2 separate regions of the Homo sapiens genome follow, and region 2 is linked to region 1. The links are chromatin contacts, found by Hi-C or POLR2A ChIA-PET in ENCODE. All regions are on one chromosome and are shown on one strand. The core of a region is the stretch at or near the end of the contact, and the rest is flanking DNA. Distances in the headings are between cores, read along the strand shown.

Evidence for each region. Hi-C counts contacts between places; a loop is a spot of excess contacts on that map. ChIA-PET counts read pairs that join two places held with the same protein, here RNA polymerase II (POLR2A). Pooled maps may share reads with other maps.
Region 2: a loop to region 1 is called in a map with no recorded cell type, with 13 times the contacts of the local background. The contact joins the promoter of SNHG19 here to the promoter of JMJD8 in region 1. A Hi-C loop is called at or near these places in 1 of 37 single-sample maps with no recorded cell type and 7 of 50 pooled maps. POLR2A ChIA-PET finds 5 or more read pairs at or near these places in 1 of 52 experiments (activated naive CD4-positive, alpha-beta T cell).

Annotation. Positions count from the first base shown.
Region 1 is chr16:682,932-685,583 of GRCh38, reverse strand. JMJD8 (jumonji domain containing 8) reads left to right here and starts at 1,250. Exons shown (of 9, transcript NM_001005920.4): 1 at 1,250-1,350; 2 at 1,429-1,518; 3 at 1,675-1,723; 4 at 1,803-1,899; 5 at 1,986-2,054; 6 at 2,143-2,262; 7 at 2,350-2,417; 8 at 2,497-2,631. The coding sequence starts at 1,265. It overlaps WDR24 (WD repeat domain 24), which reads left to right. Exons shown (of 9, transcript NM_032259.4): 7 at 1-327; 8 at 408-592; 9 at 682-962. The coding sequence ends at 850. RefSeq lists an enhancer at 821-870 and a silencer at 1,271-1,580.
Region 2 is chr16:2,151,537-2,157,643 of GRCh38, reverse strand. It overlaps SNHG19 (small nucleolar RNA host gene 19), which reads left to right and starts at 2,286. Exons shown (of 2, transcript NR_132114.1): 1 at 2,286-2,501; 2 at 2,722-2,862. It overlaps RAB26 (RAB26, member RAS oncogene family), which reads right to left. Exons shown (of 9, transcript NM_014353.5): 3 at 6,034-6,075; 4 at 5,883-5,949; 5 at 5,736-5,788; 6 at 4,759-4,824; 7 at 4,599-4,655; 8 at 4,422-4,498; 9 at 3,479-4,325. The coding sequence ends at 4,223. It overlaps TRAF7 (TNF receptor associated factor 7), which reads right to left and starts at 1,862. Exons shown (of 21, transcript NM_032271.3): 1 at 1,786-1,862. SNORD60 (small nucleolar RNA, C/D box 60) reads left to right here and starts at 2,539; the gene lies at 2,539-2,621. RefSeq lists enhancers at 1-88, 673-1,254, 1,178-1,317, 1,328-1,427, 2,298-2,497 and 1 more and a silencer at 1,728-1,817.

The DNA.
Region 1 (2,652 bases), core at 1-2,500:
TGCGTGCTGCCGCAGGAGGCCTTTCCGCTGCGCCACGAGATCGTGGACACGCCTCCCGGGCCCGAGCACCTGCAGGACAAGGCCGACTCCCCGCACGTGAGCGGCAGCGAGGCGGATGTGGCCTCCCTGGCCCCCGTGGACTCCTCCTTCTCGCTCCTGTCTGTCTCACACGCGCTCTACGACAGCCGCCTGCCGCCCGACTTCTTCGGCGTGCTGGTGCGCGACATGCTGCACTTCTACGCTGAGCAGGGCGACGTGCAGATGGCTGTGTCTGTGCTCATCGTCCTGGGTGAACGGGTGCGCAAGGACATCGACGAGCAGACCCAGGTGTGTGGTGGGCGGGGCCTCCCCCCTGCAGCGCCGCCCCTGGCACCCAGATCCTGACTGCCGGGCGCTCCCTCCCCCAGGAGCACTGGTACACTTCCTACATCGACCTGCTGCAGCGCTTCCGCCTCTGGAACGTGTCCAACGAGGTGGTCAAGCTGAGCACCAGCCGCGCCGTCAGCTGCCTCAACCAGGCCTCCACCACCCTGCACGTCAACTGCAGCCACTGCAAGCGGCCCATGAGCAGCCGGGGCTGGGTCTGCGACAGGTGGGGCAGTGGGGTCGGGAGGTGGGGCAGGGGCCTGCAGGCAGCGCAGCAGCCCCCGCTGAGGCACCCTCCCTCCCGCCCGCCCCCAGGTGCCACCGCTGCGCCAGCATGTGTGCCGTCTGCCACCACGTAGTCAAGGGTCTCTTCGTGTGGTGCCAGGGCTGCAGCCACGGCGGCCACCTGCAGCACATCATGAAGTGGCTGGAAGGCAGCTCCCACTGTCCCGCAGGCTGCGGCCACCTCTGCGAGTACTCCTGACGGGGCATCTGCTGGGCTTGCCCGGGCGGCCGCGTGCAGAACCCCGCCTGGTCTTGTGCCCGAGACGGGCGGAGGCTGGAACTTGAGACCTCAATAAAGGAAGTAGAGCCGCTGTCGGCACTGCGTGTCACCCCATAGCGCGGCGGGCTCGCCGTAGGCCCGCGGGGCAGCTGGCGGGCGGGGGCTTTCGGCGGGGTTGTCGCCATGGTAACCGGCGGCGCCCATAGTCGCTCTCGGGGCGGCCTTCCCAGTGCCTCCCGTAGAGGCCTCTTCCGGGGCGGGCCAAAGGAGGTCACTTCCGGGGTCCGTCCCGGTTCCCGGCCGTTGCCACGACGACGAAGCTGCCGGCCAATGGCTGGCGGATGGGCCCAAGGTTCCCGGCGTGCAGCGCGGCTGCCTGAGGGCGGCAGGCTCATGGCGCCGGCGTCGCGGTTGCTCGCGCTCTGGGCGCTGGCGGCTGTGGCTCTACCCGGCTCCGGGGCGGAGGGCGACGGCGGGTGGTGAGCGGCCCGGGAGGGGCCGGGCGGTGGGGTCACGTGCGGCGGGCGGGGCGCGGGCTGACCCAGCTGTGCCCGCAGGCGCCCGGGCGGGCCGGGGGCCGTGGCGGAGGAGGAGCGCTGCACGGTGGAGCGTCGGGCCGACCTCACCTACGCGGAGTTCGTGCAGCAGTACGTGCGCCCCTGATCGCGGAGGTCGCGTCCTGTTCACCGGCCCGTCTGCCCCGACCGCCCAAGGCCGCCTTCCCCTGACCTCGCGCGCACGCGTGGGGCTGGGGCGGCGAGGCTGGCGGTCCGGCCTGGCCGCGACTCTGCCCTTCTTTCCAGGTACGCCTTCGTCAGGCCCGTCATCCTGCAGGGACTCACGGACAACTCGGTGAGCGCGTGCCCGTCCGTCCCCGGCCACTCTCGCCCGTGCTGGGCCCGGCCACTAAGTCCCCTCCCCGCCCCCGCAGAGGTTCCGGGCCCTGTGCTCCCGCGACAGGTTGCTGGCTTCGTTTGGGGACAGAGTGGTCCGGCTGAGCACCGCCAACACCTACTCCTACCACAAAGGTACGCGGCCTCACCCCTGGGGCCCGCCCATTTGCCAACACCGGGGCGGCTGGACCAGACGGTCCTGACCCGTCTCTTTCCTGCAGTGGACTTGCCCTTCCAGGAGTATGTGGAGCAGCTGCTGCACCCCCAGGACCCCACCTCCCTGGGCAATGGTGAGGCAGCCCTAGGCGGCGGTAGGGGGTGGGGACGCTTGGAGTCTCCAGGTGCCAGGATCCCTGTCCCCGCCGTCTCTGTTGGCAGACACCCTGTACTTCTTCGGGGACAACAACTTCACCGAGTGGGCCTCTCTCTTTCGGCACTACTCCCCACCCCCATTTGGCCTGCTGGGAACCGCTCCAGCTTACAGCTTTGGAATCGCAGGTGGGTGCTTCTTGGGACTGGGAAGGACTGAGGCTTCTGTCGGTGAGTACAAAATGGGTTGGTCACCAGGTGCTCATAACCCCACAGGAGCTGGCTCGGGGGTGCCCTTCCACTGGCATGGACCCGGGTACTCAGAAGTGATCTACGGTCGTAAGGTCAGCACGGGGTGGGGGTTGAGGCTTGGGACTCGCTGACCAAAACGGGCAAGGGTGACACTGCTGCTCATGCCCCCAGCGCTGGTTCCTTTACCCACCTGAGAAGACGCCAGAGTTCCACCCCAACAAGACCACGCTGGCCTGGCTCCGGGACACATACCCAGCCCTGCCACCGTCTGCACGGCCCCTGGAGTGTACCATCCGGGCTGGTGAGGTCAGTGGCTGGCAGGAGAGG
Region 2 (6,107 bases), core at 1,037-3,536, 1.5 Mb before region 1:
CCAACCAGCTGGCCGAGAGTCACACCAACCACGGGGTGCCAGGCCCCATGCGGGAGGGTGGGGATGTGTGACGGCTGAACACGAATCTGACCCGGGAGGAGCTAGGAGCCTTGTGGGGGACACAGGCAGACAGAGGGGCAGGAGCCCCACCAATCGCCACTCAATCTGCCAAAGGCACTTTTCGGTGGGTGCCAAAGACCCTGAACTTTTCCATTCACTTCCAGAAATATCGTAACACTTGGCCCCAGTGGGCCACGGTGGAAGTCACTTCACCAGAGACCCTCAGGTTGGGGCGTCAGGTTGGGGTGCTGACTCCCAGCCCCTCCCCTCCTTAGGCCAGGCTGCCCATACCACTGCTCCCCCTCAGGACACGGGGCCCGAGGCTTCCACAGAGAACTATGAATGCCCAGAACAGTGAAGTCAGGATATTCGCAACAGAGAGGCACAGGGAAGGGGTCTAGGAAGGGAGAGGCCCAAAGAGAAGGAATGAGGAAGAGGGAGGCTCCTCACTTGGCGAGGGCTAGGGGGCCTGTGTGTGCCCAGGAAGGGGTCTGAGGGGTAGTGAGAAAGGTGGGCAGACAGGCTGGGCGGCATGAAATTCCTGAGCAAGCCAGCAGCCCCTCACCCCCAAGAGCAGGGTGGGCTCCAGCAGGCCCCTGCCCCTGGACTCCAGACTCAACCCCAGCTGACCACTCTGGCCTGGCTCAAGACAACCGTATCTTGACAGCAGGACCCCAGTGGGGACTAGGAGACGATGGCCTAGCCTCCCTCTCTCCTGCTTCCCCAGTGAACTCTGAAGTCTGTGGTCCACACACAGTTAGAAAGCTCTTTACTGGACCTAGATCGGACCGCCTCTCCAGCGCTTCCTCAACCCCAAGTCATTTGCCAGCATAATAACCCCCCCGCCCCACCCCACCATGCACCCTGTGAGCCTGGTCCGGCCTCATCGACTTCACCTCTCCACTTGCCAGTGCTTGCTGGGGTGCGTCAGGCCCCTTCTCACCCCAGGCCTATGTACATCTGGCTCTTTCTACTTGGAATGCTCCTCCTGCATGTCCTGGGACTGGCTGCTTCTCCAACAGGCCTTTGGCTAACGGTAGCGCCGCCCCTACCCCCGGCCAGTACTCACTTTTTCAGCACCCTCTTTCTTTCTTTCACAGCACATACCGCTGCTCCCCATGATTTTAACTACCTATTGTCAATCCCACCACCCTGTCTGTCTAGATGGGGGATGGGGGGAGTTGTTCCGCAGGAGGCATTTGCCAATGCATGGAGACATTTGTTATCGCAATTGAGGAAGGGGTGGTGTTTACTGGTATCTAGCGGCCAGGAGCCAGGCAAGCTGTTCCACATCCTACAATGTACAGGGCAGCTCCTCGCAGCAAAAAGCGACCCGGGCCGCGTGGTCGATGGTGCGGAGGTTGGGGAACCCTGCAGCAGACGCCGAGCACAGGAGAACTGGGACCGTGTTCTCCGCGGTCTCCCGGCGCCCAGAACAGTGCCTGGCACCCGGGAGTCTCGGGGAATGCAGGAAGAAGGAATGAGTAAAGAACTGCGCGAGAACAGGACGGAGCGAGGGACGGACTACTGACTGGCGGACGGACAGCGACGCGGACCCCGACCCTGACCCCGACCCCGACCGTCTCAGCCCCGCCCCCCCCTCCCCGCCCCGGCCCGACCCCTCGCCTCGCCTCGCCTCGCCTCGATCTCCACGCGCCCGATCCCGCCCCACCGCGCGGTCCCGAGGCGCGAGCCCCGGGTCGGGCGCGCCGCGGGGACACTCACCCGCCCGCGGCCGCCCGGGAGCGGCAGCGCCGCCAGCCCGCTTCATGATGCCCCCTCGGCCGCCGGCCGGGAAAGGGACTAGACGCGCGAGCCGGAAGCGCCAGGCCGCTGCGCCCGCCGGGACGTGTAGTTCCCCGCCTCTCCGGGCCCGGACGGCTGCCTCACGCGCCGCACTTCCGAAACTACGACTTCCGGCGGCCTCGTCGTCGCGGGGCGGGAATGGCAGCTTCAGAATCACTCTATGTTGCAGATCGAAGTCTGATTGGCTTTGTTCATCCGTCACTCACCGTTAGGCTTCACGGACTCTGCATAAGGGAGGAGCTTCGGGTCTGGGTCTGAGAGACCGTCTCCAAAAGAAATGCCACGGTACGATTGGTGGAAACAACGCGGCAGGGAGCGGAGCGTACCAGCGGCGGGGGAAGGCGGGCACTTCCGCCAGGATAGCCCAATGACAGAGGTGGGACAGTTTCTATAAAAGCTTGAGCCTCGCCCGCCCCTGTCTTTTCGGGGTCGAGTCCGAGGGGGAAGAGGTTTGTTAATACGTTCGCCATGTGCTACGATCTTGGGACGAACTGAGCCACGAGCGTGGCTTTGAGGGCCGTCCGAACGCTGCAGGCCGGCCAGGTCCCTGGGCGTCCAGGCCTGGCCTACGCACCACTTTGTCCCTTAGCGTTTAAAGGTTTCTTCCCGAATCTCAGGCCCTCAGCTACCTGCAGGTAAGACTGGGCCGGGCTTGGGTTCCCTTATTCTCCCAGTCTGTGATGAATTGCTTTGACTTCTGACACCTCGTATGAAAACTGCACGTGCAGTCTGATTATTTAGCAAGACTGAGGCTTGAGGGTGCGCACTCCTGACGGGGAGCTGAGAGTGGAAACAGGTGTTGCCCGAAACGAAGGAGTGGGGACTTAATGTCTGTATTTTGGCGCTGACTTTCAGGTTTCGTCGCGAGCCGGCTGCAAGTTTTGAACCTAAGTAAACCTCAATCCGGAGGGCCTAGCGGTAAGGTGGGCGCTGTGTCTATTGAAGTGCTTAGCAATAAAGAAAGGTAGTGAGTTGATTCGGTTTTCTCTCAAGTGTCTTTATTTTCCTATTCTGGCACCCCAGAGGTCTGGCTGATCCACAGGCAATCTTGGAAAAGGGTACAGACATGAAAACGGAAGCTCGTTACCAGTGACTTTTCATCTCTTGGGATTGCCTTCTCCATTTCTGCCCGTGATTTTTTTTTTTTTTTTTTGAGACGGAGTTTTGCTCGTTTCCCAGGCGGGAGTGCGATGGCACAACCTCCACCTCAAGCGATTTTCCTGCCTGAGCCTCCCAAATGGCTGGAATTACAGGCGCCCACCACCACGCCCGGCTAATTTTGTATTTTTAGTAGAGACGGGGTTTCTCCGTGTTAGGCTGGTCTCAAACTCCTGACCTCAGGTGATCTGCCCACCTCAGCCTCCCAAAGTGCTGGGATCACAGGTGTGAGCCACCACGCCCAGTCAAATACTGTTTTTCATGCCTTTTGCCCCAGGGTGAGTCCAAAAAGGCTTTTGAGATTTGTGGAGGGAAGTTGACACCACCTAGGGTTCCCATGTGCCTCCTTAGGGAGGCAGCCATGGGCCATGGAGGAATGGTAGCCACACACCTGCTGAGGGTTCTGGGCCTTGCTGAGTCTCTCAAACTCCAGCATCCTGCTCTAGAAGTGGATTTTTTTCAACAGATGAGACAGACGCTCCAGAAAACACAACTTTATTCACTAGGACTGAAAACAAAGGCTTGTGCAATCAAAAGGCCAAGTTGAGTGCAAGGTGGAGCGTGCTCGGAAATCACAGACCTCACCTGTGGCCAGGCCGGGCTGGCAGTTGTTGTTTCTGGTGTTTTCTGTGATTTCCCACATTTTATCACAAGGCCACAGGCATCCTCCAAGGTCAGTGAGGAAGACCCTATTGCTGTTTGAGCCAGAGCCTCCTAGAGGGTGGGCCGGGAGCAGGCAGCTCCCAGGACACACAGATGCACGATGTGATTAGCAGTGAAGCCTTCTGTCCCAGGCGTGGGCAGGCGTCCTCCCTTAGCTGCCTGAGCATGTGCGGCTGAAGACATGGCTTTTCTAGGGTTAGGCACTGTGCGTGGTGCCAGCCCCAGCCCTCCCTCACCTGGACGTGCCCAGGAGGGGGCAGCAGAGCACCGTGGCAAAGTCTGTCCACTTGCCGCTCCCCGTCCCGTGCAGAAGACTGCTTTTCCGTGGCGGCCAGTGTGCGGCCACGGGCTCTCAGAAGCCTGCTTGTTGGGACTGTTGCTGGGAGGAGGAAGGGACAAGGCTTGACCTGGGGCTCCTGAAAACAGACACTCGGGCGTTGGCCACTGGGCAACAAAGTCAGAAGGGCCTGGAGACCCTCTGTCCAGCCTTCTAGGGACTGGACGGCTTCCTCCAGAGGACTGAGCTCAGCCAGGTTCAAGGGCGGCAGCAGGAGGCCCCTCGACCCTCCCTCTTAACGTAATCATGCAGCCGGAAGCGCGGCTCGCTGGGAGCCTTCATGGAGCGCTGCTTCAACTCCCTGCGGAGTGGGGGTGACAAGGGGACACGATGGCCTGGACTCTAATGAGGATTCAGGCCCTGGGCTGGGGGAGTCCTGGTGACTGGCAGGACTTACTTTGCTATGGCTGTGAAGGCCAAGTCCACGTTGAGGCCCGTCTTGGCGCTGGTCTCCATGAAGGGCAGTCCATACTCCTGTAAACAGCTGCTGCCAGCCAGGTGGTGGCCTGGCGGGGACAGCCTAGGCTCGCAGCCTCCAGGGGCACCCCCTCACCACCCCCCTGCCCTGACTCACCTTGGCCAGCTTCTCCCCGTCCTCCCTCTTCACCACACGCTCATGGGCAGAGTCCACCTGGCCCAGGCACAGGGTCTTGGTGAAAGCTGGCCCATGGTTGGCCCCTGCCCCCTCACCTGCCCTGCCCTGTGGCCCAGGTGAGGACAGCCGGGCCTCCCACCTTGTTCCCCAGCAGCATGAGCGCCACGTCGTGCTGGGCGTACTCGTGGATCTCGGTCAGCCAGGCCTGTGGGAGGCAGCAGACCAGGCTGGGGCTCCCTGCATGGCTTGCCCCATGCCCCAGAACTTTGGCCCTCCAGGTCACACTGTAGAGGGCACCTGTCTTTATCTTTTTTTTTTTTTTTTTTTTTTTGAGACAAGAGTCTCGCCCTGTTTCCCAGGCTGGAGTGCAATGGCTCCATCTCGACTCACTGCAGTCTCCATCTCCTGGGTTCAAGCTATTCTCCTGGGGTTCAGAGAACCTTGGGAGGGTTCAGCCTCCCAAGTGACTGGGATTACAGTTACGCACCACCACGCCCAGCTAATTTTTTGTATCTTTAGTAGAGACGGGGTTTCACCATGTTGATCAGGCTGGTCTCCAACTCCTGACCTCGTGATCCGCCCACCTCAGCCTCCCAAGGTGGTGGGATTACAGGTGTGAGCCACCATGCCCAGCCCATTTTATTTTTTTGAGACAGTTTTGCTCTGTTGTCCAGGCTGGAGTGCCGTAGCACAGTCTTGGCTCACTGCAACCTCAGTCTCCTGAGTAGCTGGGATTACAGGTGTGTGCCAAAACGCCCGGCTAATTTTTGTATTTTTAGTAGAGATGGGGTTTCCTCATGTTGGCCAGGCTGGTCTCGAACTCCTGACCTCAGGTGAGCCGCCATGCCTGGCCAGGATACCTGTCTTTAGAAGTGATAACCCCCCGTGTACCACATACAGAAGCCCACCTTACAGGTCCCTTACACAAAGCCTCCTGCTGAGGGAGCTGGAATGGCACTCAGGTCCACTTGGGCCACCTCCAGCCCAGAAGGCTGTCATTTCCCCCTCCCCTCTCTCAGCGGGGTCCTTTGGAACCCTGATGCCATCTACCAGAAGGAGGTTGGGATGGGTCAGGCCCTATCAGGGCCCTTTCACCCCACCAGGAAAGCCACTGACCTGGATGTTGTCAAAGGAGGCCTTGTTGGTGACATCGTAGAGCAGCAGCAGAGCTGGGGACAGAGGGCAGTGAGGACATCCACCATCACCTGCACCCTCAGGTGCTCAGACCCCCGCCCCAACCAGCCCAGGTACCCAGGGGCTCACCATGAGCATCCCGGTAGTAGGCATGGGTAACACTGCGGAACCGCTCCTGACCAGCTGTGTCCCACATCTGCAGCGACAGGCACTGGTCAGGCTGTCCAGCCCTTCCCTGGTGTCCCCTGTCCCCCAACTTGTCCTCTGCCAGTCACCTTACCTGCAGCTTCACCTTCACACCATCCACGTCCAGAACTTTGTTCTGAAACAGACAGAACCAGGCAGCTCTGGCAT